2 separate regions of the Homo sapiens genome follow, and region 2 is linked to region 1. The links are chromatin loops, found by intact Hi-C in ENCODE. Cell type or tissue: body of pancreas. All regions are shown on one strand. Links, peaks and the distances in the headings refer to the core of each region. The heading gives the core; the rest is flanking DNA.

What was found. Hi-C counts contacts between places; a loop is a spot of excess contacts. Peaks named below come from ENCODE experiments on the same cell type or tissue, not always from the same donor. Only the 100,000 strongest peaks of a DNase experiment are listed, where the experiment ranks them.
Region 2: a loop joins it to region 1, with 2.0 times the contacts of the local background. A loop is called at or near these places in 21 of 110 quality-filtered maps.

Annotation. Positions count from the first base shown.
Region 1 is chr12:105,223,001-105,228,345 of GRCh38, reverse strand. All of the region lies in intron 2 of APPL2 (adaptor protein, phosphotyrosine interacting with PH domain and leucine zipper 2), which reads left to right. Among named protein-coding and RNA genes, the nearest start is that of APPL2, 11 kb to the left of the region's middle. In body of pancreas, for the core only: a CTCF peak has its summit at 1,904; a DNase peak (open chromatin) is centred at 1,975; H3K27ac peaks cover 1,641 bases.
Region 2 is chr12:105,341,793-105,347,177 of GRCh38, reverse strand. The region is part of intron 1 of C12orf75 (chromosome 12 open reading frame 75); the gene reads right to left. Among named protein-coding and RNA genes, the nearest start is that of C12orf75, 14 kb to the right of the region's middle. RefSeq lists an enhancer at 2,869-3,425. In body of pancreas, for the core only: no CTCF peak of the experiment used is centred there; no DNase peak of the experiment used is centred there.

The sequences.
Region 1 (5,345 bases), core at 1-5,000:
TTTTGAGTGCTGACACGACACATAAACGAAATGCTCATTGGAGCATTTTGGAGTTTTGGATTTGGGAAGCTCGACTGATACAGCAAATACTTCAAAATCTGAAAAAATCCTAAATCCTTCTGGTCCCAAGCATTTCAGATGCAGGGTACTTAACCTATACCACATTCAGTAGTATATAGCTCTTACTAATATATATAGTCATTTCTTATTACATAGGTTCACCACTCTATTACTGCTCATTGTTTTATTAGTCATTTCCCATCATATGGGAATAAGACTCAGTCCTTGCCGTTGGGGAGCTGACAGTTGGGTTGGGAGGCAGACAAAGCAATCACCAGAGAGCCTTAGAGGGGCCAGGAGAGGAGAGCCACCTAACCTAGTGGGGTTGTGCTGGGCACGCAAAAGGAGGGTGATTGTAAGAGTTGAGATTTATTGAATACTTAATAGCATCCAGGAACTTCCAGGGGCTTTTATGTTGATTATTTTATTTAAATTCCCCTAACAACTCTGAGGTGGGTATTGTTATTGTTATTATGCCTATGGTATTGGTTGGGAGACTTAAGGATTCTGATGGTGAGAAACTTGTCCAGGTGCACCCATTTAATTCATGGCAGAGCAAATCAGCTGGAGCCAAGCTGAGACTCTTCACTCCTAAGCATAGGGGAGGTGGCAGTAGAAGTGGAAAGAAGCAGCTGTACTTGAGAGGTATTTAGGAGGTGGATTGGTGATTGATTGGGTATGAAGGGGTCAGGTGGTAAAGGATGAATCAAGAATGATGTTCAGGTATTCATCTGGAACGGCAGGGTGGATACATGGGAGAACACAGGAAGAGGCGCAGGGTGCGTATGAGTGTGTGTGCGTGCCTGTGAGTGCATATCTGTCATGGGGATGCCCAACTGTAATTCTCTCTGGAAACACTGATTTTGAGGAGTTCATGGGACATCAAAGTGGATAAAGAGATCTTGTTGAAAGTTCAGATCCAGAGTACAGGGCTGGAGATATAGATAGGCAAACTATGCAGTAAGGTATAAGTGTAACTTATTAATTAGAACTAGCTTTGGGCTGGCCTGTAATCCCAGCACTTGGGAGACCAAGACGGGAGGATTGCTTGAGGCCAGGAGTTTGAGACCAGCCTAGTCAATATAGTGAGGACCTGTATCTACACAAAATTTTTGTAAATATTAAAAAAAGGACTAGAGTCTTTTTTTTTTATTTTTAATTTTCAGAGACAGGGTCTTACTCTGTCACCCAGGATGGAGTACAGTGGCATGATTATACCTCACTGTAGCCTCTAACTCCACGGCTCAAGTAATCCTCCTGCCTCAGCCTCCTAAGTAGCTAGGACTACAGGTGCACACCACCACACCCAGCTAATTTTTTTTCTTTTTGATTTTTGGTAGAGATAAGGTCCTACTATGTTGCCCAGGCTGGTCTGAAACTCCTGGCCTCAAGTGATCTGTCTTAGCCTTCTGAGTAGCTAGAACTAGTTTTAATGACCAAAAGAATTATGTGTTCACCTGTGATTTTATGTGTTTTGTTAAGACATTCAGAATTTAGAGAAATGAGAACTTCGTCAATTTTTGTTTTTGTATTTTTCCCTAAATATTCTAGATTTAAGAAAACAGGAATGTTCTTACTGGGCTTATACCTGAAATTGCTTGCTATTCAGCAATTTGTATTTCGTCACTAAGTGATTTGTCTCTTATTTAAGGCTTAAAAACCCAAGACGTGAGAGACTGTGTCTCTGTCACTCTGAGGAGTCTCTGTTCTGCCTTTCGGTGTCTGTCAGAATCATCTACTTGGGGTTATCCAAACGCTGTCTCATGCATTTTTTTCTGTTGAGGCAGAAAACGACATTTTGCCAAAATTAAGTGGGTCTTTCCTTCCTAGAGGCTGTAACCCAGCTTTTAATGCGCAGCATATGATCATCACGTGGGTTCTCCTGCTGGCCAGAAACCCTTCCTCCTGCCTCAGCGTTTCCTGCAGCACAGGCTGGTGAGAATGTCTGGTTAGTGCTGCCAGATTCAAAGACAGAGTCAAGCAGTGATCAGCTGTGTTCAGATTGGCTGGGCCAAGGACACTTGGTTTTTCAGGTTTCTTTGAAAGCTTAGGTGTTTCGTTTTGTTTTTAATTGAAGAAAGAAATCTTTTCTGATTCCTGTTTTGATCTGTTTGTTTTCATATATATATTTTAAGATAGTATATTTCTCAGTGTTTTCATTCAAGTTTTTTCCCCTAAAGTTATGTTTTCTTGGTTTCATTGCACGTTATTCCATAAATATTTTATACCTAGGCATGTTGAATTTGATTGATAGTTTTATAATTTCCTTTGTAAAAACAGACTCTCCGCAAGATACAGTTTTTCATTATCATATTTTCAAAAGCAGGCTTACGCTGCTGATAAATGATAAGTGTTCATAAAAGATATTTTAATCAGACTACACGGTATATTTCTGGATGCTGATATTGCGAATGCCCTTCAGAGACCTTAGTTTTAGAAAGAGGAAGAACAAGAAAAACTAGAGGAAAACTTCTATGAGCAGTTTTGCTGATTGTGGCTAGTTTGGGGAAATTTTAAATTTTGTTTGTCTTAACCTCTAGAATGAAACTATAGGCTCTAAGCTGTTTTCAGCATCTTACAGTAGTCCCTGGAGTCACGTCTGGCAATAGTCCATTGTGGGTCCTTTGAATGAAAGTAGTAGTGTACCTTTCCAGTGCATTAACAGAGAAGAGCCTGGTTACTTAGAACAGTCTATTTTTCAAACTATTGGCTAAATAAGTTAAAAACTTCAGTTATGTCTAAATAGATGCATATGCATATATATTCAGTTAATTCTCAAATTTTGCATTCAACACATTTAATATTTATTTTCATTCTGCATCTCGGCCATAATATTCTTCTTTCCTAAAGAGGTTTAAAATTTTCTAATCTTTTAAAATGGATTTGTTAGGGGCTTACAGTGAAATTTATTTAGGTCATCTTGCTTCTCCTCTCAGCTGTTGTACTGAGAAAGTGGGGCCAGGGGTAATAATGTTCCTGGCAGGCAGGACAGGAAGGCTATCCCCAGCGGTATTCACGAAACCTGGCAACCCTTGTAACCTGGCATTCTCTTCCACCAGATGACAAACCTCTGTAGTTGCTACCTTCAGTTTGTATGAGATTTTTTGGTTTTGTTTTTGCTTTTTTTTTTTTAAGTAAATTTGGGATGGAATTTTTTTGAAATGAGAACCGTGATTAAGACTCTCACTTTCCTTCAGCAAAGCAGGTTTAATTTAACAGTTACATGTCTGCAGTCGTTCTTAACCAAAGCTTTCAGAATACAGAACTACTGATCCTGAAAGTTGATCTTAAAACTCCTGATCCTAGAAGCCCGAATTGGAGGTGGAAGTAGTATTTTCTCAAATTGGGGTAAAGACAGTGGGAGGGAATAGGAGTAAAGTATGCATAATTTGGTATATAAAGAAAAAAGTACTTTTCTTTAGAATGATGATATAGATAGCAAGCTAAACAAGTGAATGTACCGAGTGGGAAACCAGATGACAGTAGTGAGCATCCAGGAGTGTGAGTTTGTCATGGGGGAGGGAGAAGCACCTAGGAGGCAGATCAGGGTCACAGCTGCATGTTTTAAGAGTGAAAATAGTGGCCTTTCTTAGGCACATAAAAGTGCCACGCACTAGGCTGGCCACTCAGCTTTCACAACAGAGGGGAGGTATTTGTATAGTATGTGCTTACAGATGAGGAAGCTAAGACTCAGAGAAGTTAAGTAGCTTGCCTAAGGTCACACAGCTGATGAGTGGCAGAATTTTAAACCCAGATCTTTGACTGCAAAGCCTGCGTTCGCTCTTAACCACTATGCTTGCTCTCCTGACACGCTAGCCACCATTAATGGCAGCAGAGGCCAAAGAAGTGTAAGCTTTTAGAGGCTCCTCTTGTCATCATGGAAGAACCACCCTTGTTTATCAGCCCACAGCTTTGTAATACGCTAGAGGCAGGACCCAGTTCCTTTTTGTATCCCAGAATAACTTTCTTGGTTTCATTAGTTTTTATCCATAAATGTTCTAATCAGTGTGTTTTAGCAGCCCTGAAAACCAGTCACATTGAGGCTTATCTGACAGGGACTGAGAGGAGGTGCATATGTAGCTTAAGGTCGGAGGGAGCAGAGGGCGTGAATGGCTCTTGGTAATGACTTCTTAGACCTGGGTTCTGCACTTGGTCTGCAGCTTTCCCTCATGCTGGCATTGGTAGCTTTCAGATAGCAATCTAAAAGCTGTTGATTGCTTTTAGATTATTCTGGGTGAGGCTCACTCACTCAGGTACAGGAGTTAAGTGTGTGACCTTGGACTTCACAGATCTGAGTTCCAGTCTTGGCTCAGCCGCTTGCTGTGTAACCTTGGGCAGGTCGAGCCATCATCAGTTGATTGCCTGAGTTTCCTTATCAGCTAAACAAAGGCCATAAGAATACCCACCTCAGAGGGTTCTTGTGAGTTAATCATGTTAATACCTGTAAAATGCTAAGATCAGTCTCTGCTCACAGAGTGCTCTCAGTGTGAACAGAACCGTCTTCTGTTTTATGATAATAATAGTTGCAATAGCACTGTACACTGGCACTGCTATTTGGGTTAAATAGAAGTTTAGTCCTCTCATCCTTTCTTGAAGGAACAGCAGTATGTGCCATCTTTGGCTCCTCGCCAAACATCTGATATTTGTTCCTCAAGCCACCTCAGTCTGGTCTTGGCCTCCACTTTGCATGGGAGGCTGCTTAGTGCCTGGCTCACAGCCTCTCTCCACTCTGCCCATGGGCAACATCTGATTCTGTTAATAACACCCCCCTCGAAACTGTCTTCCATTGGCTCCTCTGACAGGCTGTCTCCTGGCCCCCTCCTGGGCTCTGCCCCTTGTTCTTGGTGGTTCCCTGAAGTCTTGGGGTCCTGCAGAATTCCTTTGGAATCCTTCTCTGGCGAGTCTGTGTTCACTCCCTGGGCAAGATCACTTTAGCAACTACCTGGCCATTTCTGAATCCTTTTCTGGCCCTTGCCACTTTCCAGACTCTGGGTCTTTATTCGAAACAACGTTTGCCTGTTGTTACTGTGCAGAGTTAGCTTTAGCTCTTCCCTGGGCGATTGCAGTTCCTGTCGTCAGGAAGACGTCTTCCCCTTTTCATTCTTCCTCCACACCGCAGCTGGATTACTTAAAACCTTCCCGTCACCTCCTCATCTTCAGACGCCTCCGTGGCTCTCTGTAACCACAAGGAAAAGGCATAAAGTCCTCAGCAAGGCATGCTAAATCCTTCATGAGCTGCATCTCAGCCTGCTCCTCTTGTCTTGTTGCTGGCTGTCCCAGAACAT
Region 2 (5,385 bases), core at 74-5,073, 120 kb before region 1:
CGCAGATTCTCTGCCCACATTTCCTCCTCCCAATATCTTTATCTGGGAGGCACAGGACTTGGTTCCAACTCCTACAAGATATATGGTATTAAGCATCCTTTAACCTCTTAAAACCTCACCTCCCTTATGTCAAATGAGGGTAAAAGGTATCTTTCTCAAAGGTTATTGTGAAGATTTAAAAAGACAATGTGTAAAAAGACAATGTAAACACTTAACACAAAGCTGGCACATAAAAATAGCAAACTAAGTTATTATTAGACGTCACACTTAATATTTCAATTTCGATATATATTAAATAGAAATTAAAATAACTTCTGCACAAGTCACAGAGGTGTAAAAATAAAGGAAGATGTGCTACAAAGTAAGTAAATAAGTCTGTGGGTAAAGTTATTGCCAAATTGCAAGAACAATCAAACAATGATATTCATTTTGCATCTGTAATACTGCAAATTAAAAGCTGATCCTAAAGATAATTGAGGCTATGTCTCAAACGAATTCTTTTAAGGCTTTGACTAAACCTAAACTTTGTAATAATCTTAGTTCCTTTCTTCAGGGAAGAACATTTCTGTGCCACCATTACTGTTAAAATGATACATTATGTAAACTACTTTAGAATCAGAGATTATTAAACCAAAAGATCCTAAACTTAAAAAAAAATCTTAACACAGGAAAAACTGCCAACAGTAGAGTGTTTTTGATAGAAAAAAATTAACAAAAATTAGTGCCACCATACACCCGTGAAAATGAACGTTTTATTTTAGAGTCAAGCATGAGAATCTAGAAGAAAATCTGTGTAAATCAAAAAGTATTGAGATAGGTCTCAATCAATTTAGAAGTTTATTTTGCCAAGGTTAAGGAATGCCTGTGATACAGCCTCAGAAGGTCTGGAGAACACGTGTCCAAGGTGCTCAGGCTACAACTTGGTTTCATACGTTATGGGGAGACATAAGAGGCCAATCAATACCTGTACGATGTACACTGGTTTGGTCCGGGACAACTCAAAAGTGGTGGGGGTGTGGGGGGTTGTTTCCAGGTGATAGGTGGATTCCAAGATTTCCTGATTGGCAATTGGTTGAAAGAGTTTATTTAAAGATCTGGAATCAATTGATTCCTGGAATTGTCTTGAGTTAAGATAAGGGATTTTGGAGACCCAAGGTTTTATTTTGCAGATGAAGCTTCTTTAAATGTTTCTTATCAGACTTAAAAAAGTGCTAGGCCGGGCACGGTGGCTCACGCCTGTAATTCCAGCACTTTGGGTGGCCGAGGTGGGTGGATCACCTGAGGTCAGGAGTTTGAGACCAGCCTGGCCAACATGGTGAAACCCTATCTCTACTAAAAAAAAAATACAAAAATTAGCCAGGTGTGGTGGTGGGCGCCTATAATCCCAGCTACTTGGGAGGCTGAGGCAGAATTGCTTGAACCCAGGAGGCAAAGGTTGCATTGAGTTGAGATTGCACCACTGCACTCCAGCCTGGGCAACAGAGCAAGACTCTGTCTCAAAAAAAAAAAAAAAAAAAAGGCCAGACACTAATTCAAGATCAGGAAAAAGACCTGGAAAAGGAAGAGAATTTATCTACAGAATACAGATTTCCCCCCACAAACGACAGCTTTGCTTGACATTTCAAAATTTATGTCAAAGAAATATATTTTGGGGTAAAATACTTTGACTTCTTTTTTTTTTATATTTGTTTTTGGAGTCTTATGCTGCCACCCAGGCTGGAGTGTAGTGGTGCCATCTTGGCTCACTGCAACCTCCGCCTCCTGGGTTCAAGCTATTTTCTTGCCTCAGCCTCCTGAGTAGCTGGGATTACAGGCGTGCACCACCACGCCTGGCTTATTTTTGTATTTTTTAATAGAGACAGGGTTTCACCATGTTGCCGAGGCTGGTCTCAAACTCCTGAGCAGAGGCAATCCAATCACCTCAGCTTCCCAAAGTGTTAGGGTTACAGACATGAGCCACCACACCTGGCCTGACTTCTTTCAGAGCCTGCTGTCATGTTGGTATCTTACTGCTACAAAGAGTCTGCTTTGTCAGTCTTAAGGTCTGTTTTAATGTTAAATGCTGGTCAGTTGTGCCTGAATTTCAAAGGGAAGAGGGTATAATGAGGCATGTCCAATCCCCACTTCCCATCATGGCCTGACCTAGTTTTGCAGGTTAACTTAGGAATTACCTTGGCCAAGAGAAGGGGTCCATTTAATTGGTTGGGGGGGGGCTTAGAATTTTCAGCTTACGTCTAAAAAGAAAATAATATCTTTTTAGCTTTTATTTTTTTATTTTTGTGGAAAAGGATAAAGAGTATGTTTGGGTTTTGCTGGAGTCAGGGCAAGGGAGAACCAGAGATGAGCCTTTGACTCTGCAAGTCTTACAGAGGGAAGAAAACAATGATTATAATGTGGACCATGAGTCCTCAACTTTTTTTTTTTTTTTTTTTGACACAGAGTCTCACTCTGTTGCCTAGGCTGGAGTGCGGCAGCACAATCTTGGCTCACCACAACCTCTGCTTCCTGGGTTCAAGCGATTCTCCTGCCTCAGCCTCCTGAGTAGCTGGAATTACAGGCACCTGCCACAACACCCAGCTAACTGTTTTTGTATTTTTAGTAGAGACAGGGTTTCTCCATGTTGGCCATGCTGGTCTTGAACTCCTGACCTCAAGTGATCCACCTGCCTTGGCCTCCCCAAGTACTGGGATTACAGATGTGAGCCACTACACCCGGCCGAGTCCTCAACATTTAAAGATGAGGGGTGACCTAGTACAATCCACAGGAAGAAGAGAGTGGCCAAGGCTGCCCTGCTACATCTCAGGGATGGCAGAACGGTGATGGGGTAAGAACAGTGTGGAATCAGAAGGCAGATGACTGGAGTCGGATCCCTATGCCAGTATTTGTCTGACAGTCACTAAATCACTTTGTTTCAGCATCTAGTAAATGAGGACATACTGGGCCAACAAATGCAGCTAGGAAGGCAAAGCACAGTAACGTGTGTGAAATGAGAAATGAGTTTACAAATGGCCACATGTTGTGCATTCAGTGCTTATTTTAATCAGCATCAGGAACTCTCCATCCACTTCACCTTGATTGCACCAAGCTATGGGCACCATCAAGGGCCTCCTCCCTGCTGGGCTCACCATTTAACATCCCAGCAGGCCCAAGGGAGATGCATGGTGCCACCATTTAAAACAAAGTCAACAGACCATTCCCTCTGTTCTAAAATGGCCCTCATTTGAAAGGGCATCATCAACTGAATAACTGCAATGGTAGGGGTGGGGCAAAGAAGTCAGAAACACTCCAAGAAGTGTGTGTGTGTCTGTGTGTGTGTATGATTGTAAAATGTGCTCCATTTTTTAATAGGAAAATGTGCATCTTAGAAGCAAGGTAACATGGTGGTTACTGAGAAGCTTGTAACCAGGGTAATGAGAATATGACTCCCTAACACACAACTTCCCAAAAGAAAAAAAAAAAGGTTGCAAATGTTGGAAACCCTAAACAAAACTATCAGAGTACCTAGGTACATAAAATGCAAAGCATAAGTTTATTTGTCCTGTAAAAGTATAAAATCATAAAATGATCAGAAATAAAATTACCCTCACTGCAACCTTTTAATTACACTTTGCTTATATATTTATTGTAATTAACCAAATGGCAATCCCTAATCTAAGTAATTATGCAAAAAGTGCTTTGATCAAAATTAGATAGTGGCAAGATCCCATTTGCTTTAAACTGTATCTGTGGTTCATGTGCTTTATCATTTATTAAGCAAATATGTATAATGTTACATCTATTTTTTTCCAGGCCACAAGGATACATCATTCATCCTAATACCACTTCATGTCCTGCCAAATTGGCTCCTTACTGTTTAAACATAACCTTGGTGGGTTAATACAATGGGCCTAGGGCCTCAGGAGAAGTAGAAATGAAAAAAAGGTAACAATGTTTCTTGTGGGGAAAAAAAACACACCAAAAAATATAGAGAGACTATTATAATTTGGAGGGGAGGGGGTCAAAAGATTTAATGACTATTTCCCAAAACTGTAGAAATGATAATCATAATTTTAAATATCTTCCTAAAAATGGAGAGGGGAAAGGTTTGTTCTCAGGAAAGTATTATATGCAGTTTCAGTAATAAAAATTGTAAATAGAATGTAAAGAAGGACATTTCCATCACTGTTGGTTGTTTACAGTATCACTTCATCTCACCTTGGCTCTGTTTAGCTTTTACTTTCCACATTTCAGAAGATTTTAACATTTTATTCATCAGTCTCAATGACAGAAGTCTCAGTTAATTAAAAATGCATAGCAAATCCCATCTATTCAAACATTCAAAAAACTTAATCTGATATTGCAGTTTCATCATAAGATATTTGGTCTTTGCCCCTGGTTCCTGGCACAGAGCTCCTAAAACCCCTGGAATTTCCTGAGTGATGAGTGACAGGAGCCTCTCTGTGAGGCTTCTAATGAGATGACTCTTGGCCAAGCCCCTATATGGCTTCAGGATGGGGGCTGTTTGCTAGAAAGACCAAGCCTTGATTAGAAGCTTGGAACATTGAGCTCCACCCTGCCACCTGCAGAGAGAGGAGAGAGGCTGGAGATTGAGTTAATCACCAGTGGCAAAGGATTTAACCAGCCATGCTTGTGTCTTGGTCCTTTTTGTGTTGCTGTTATAGAATACCACAGACTGGATAATTTATAAAGAAAATAAAATGTATTTCTTACAGTCTAGAGGCTGGGAAGTCCAAGATTGAGGGGCTCACATCTGGTGAGGGCCTTTATGCTCCTTCATCCCATGTGGGAAGGCAGAAGGGCAAGACAGCAAGAGCGCAAGAAGGGGCCAAACTTGCTTTTACAGCAACCCACTCTCTCAATAACCAGCCCACTCTCTCAATAACCAACCCATTCCATTCGTCCCCCAGTTTATTTATGATTAAACACATTAATCCATTCATGGGAGCAGAGCCCTCAAGCCCTAATCACTTCTTATTAGGTCCCACCTCCCAACACTACTGCATTGGGTATTAAATTTCCAACACATGTTGGGGAACGCACTCAAACCACAGCACCTACGAAAACCTCAAAATAACTGGATGTATTAGTCTGTTCTCATGCTGCTAATAAAGACATACCCTAGACTGGGTAATTTATAAAGGAAACATGCTTAATTGACTCACAGTTCCACATGGCTGCAGAGGCCTCACAGTCATGGTGGAACACAAAGGAGGAGCAAAGTCACATCTTACATGGCAGCAGGCAAGAGAGCTTGTGCAGGGGAACTCCCATTTATAAAACCATCAGATCTCATGACTTATTCACTACCACGACAACAGTATGGGGGAACCACCCCCATGATTCAGTTACCTCCATCTGGCCCAGCCCTTGACATGTGGGGATTAC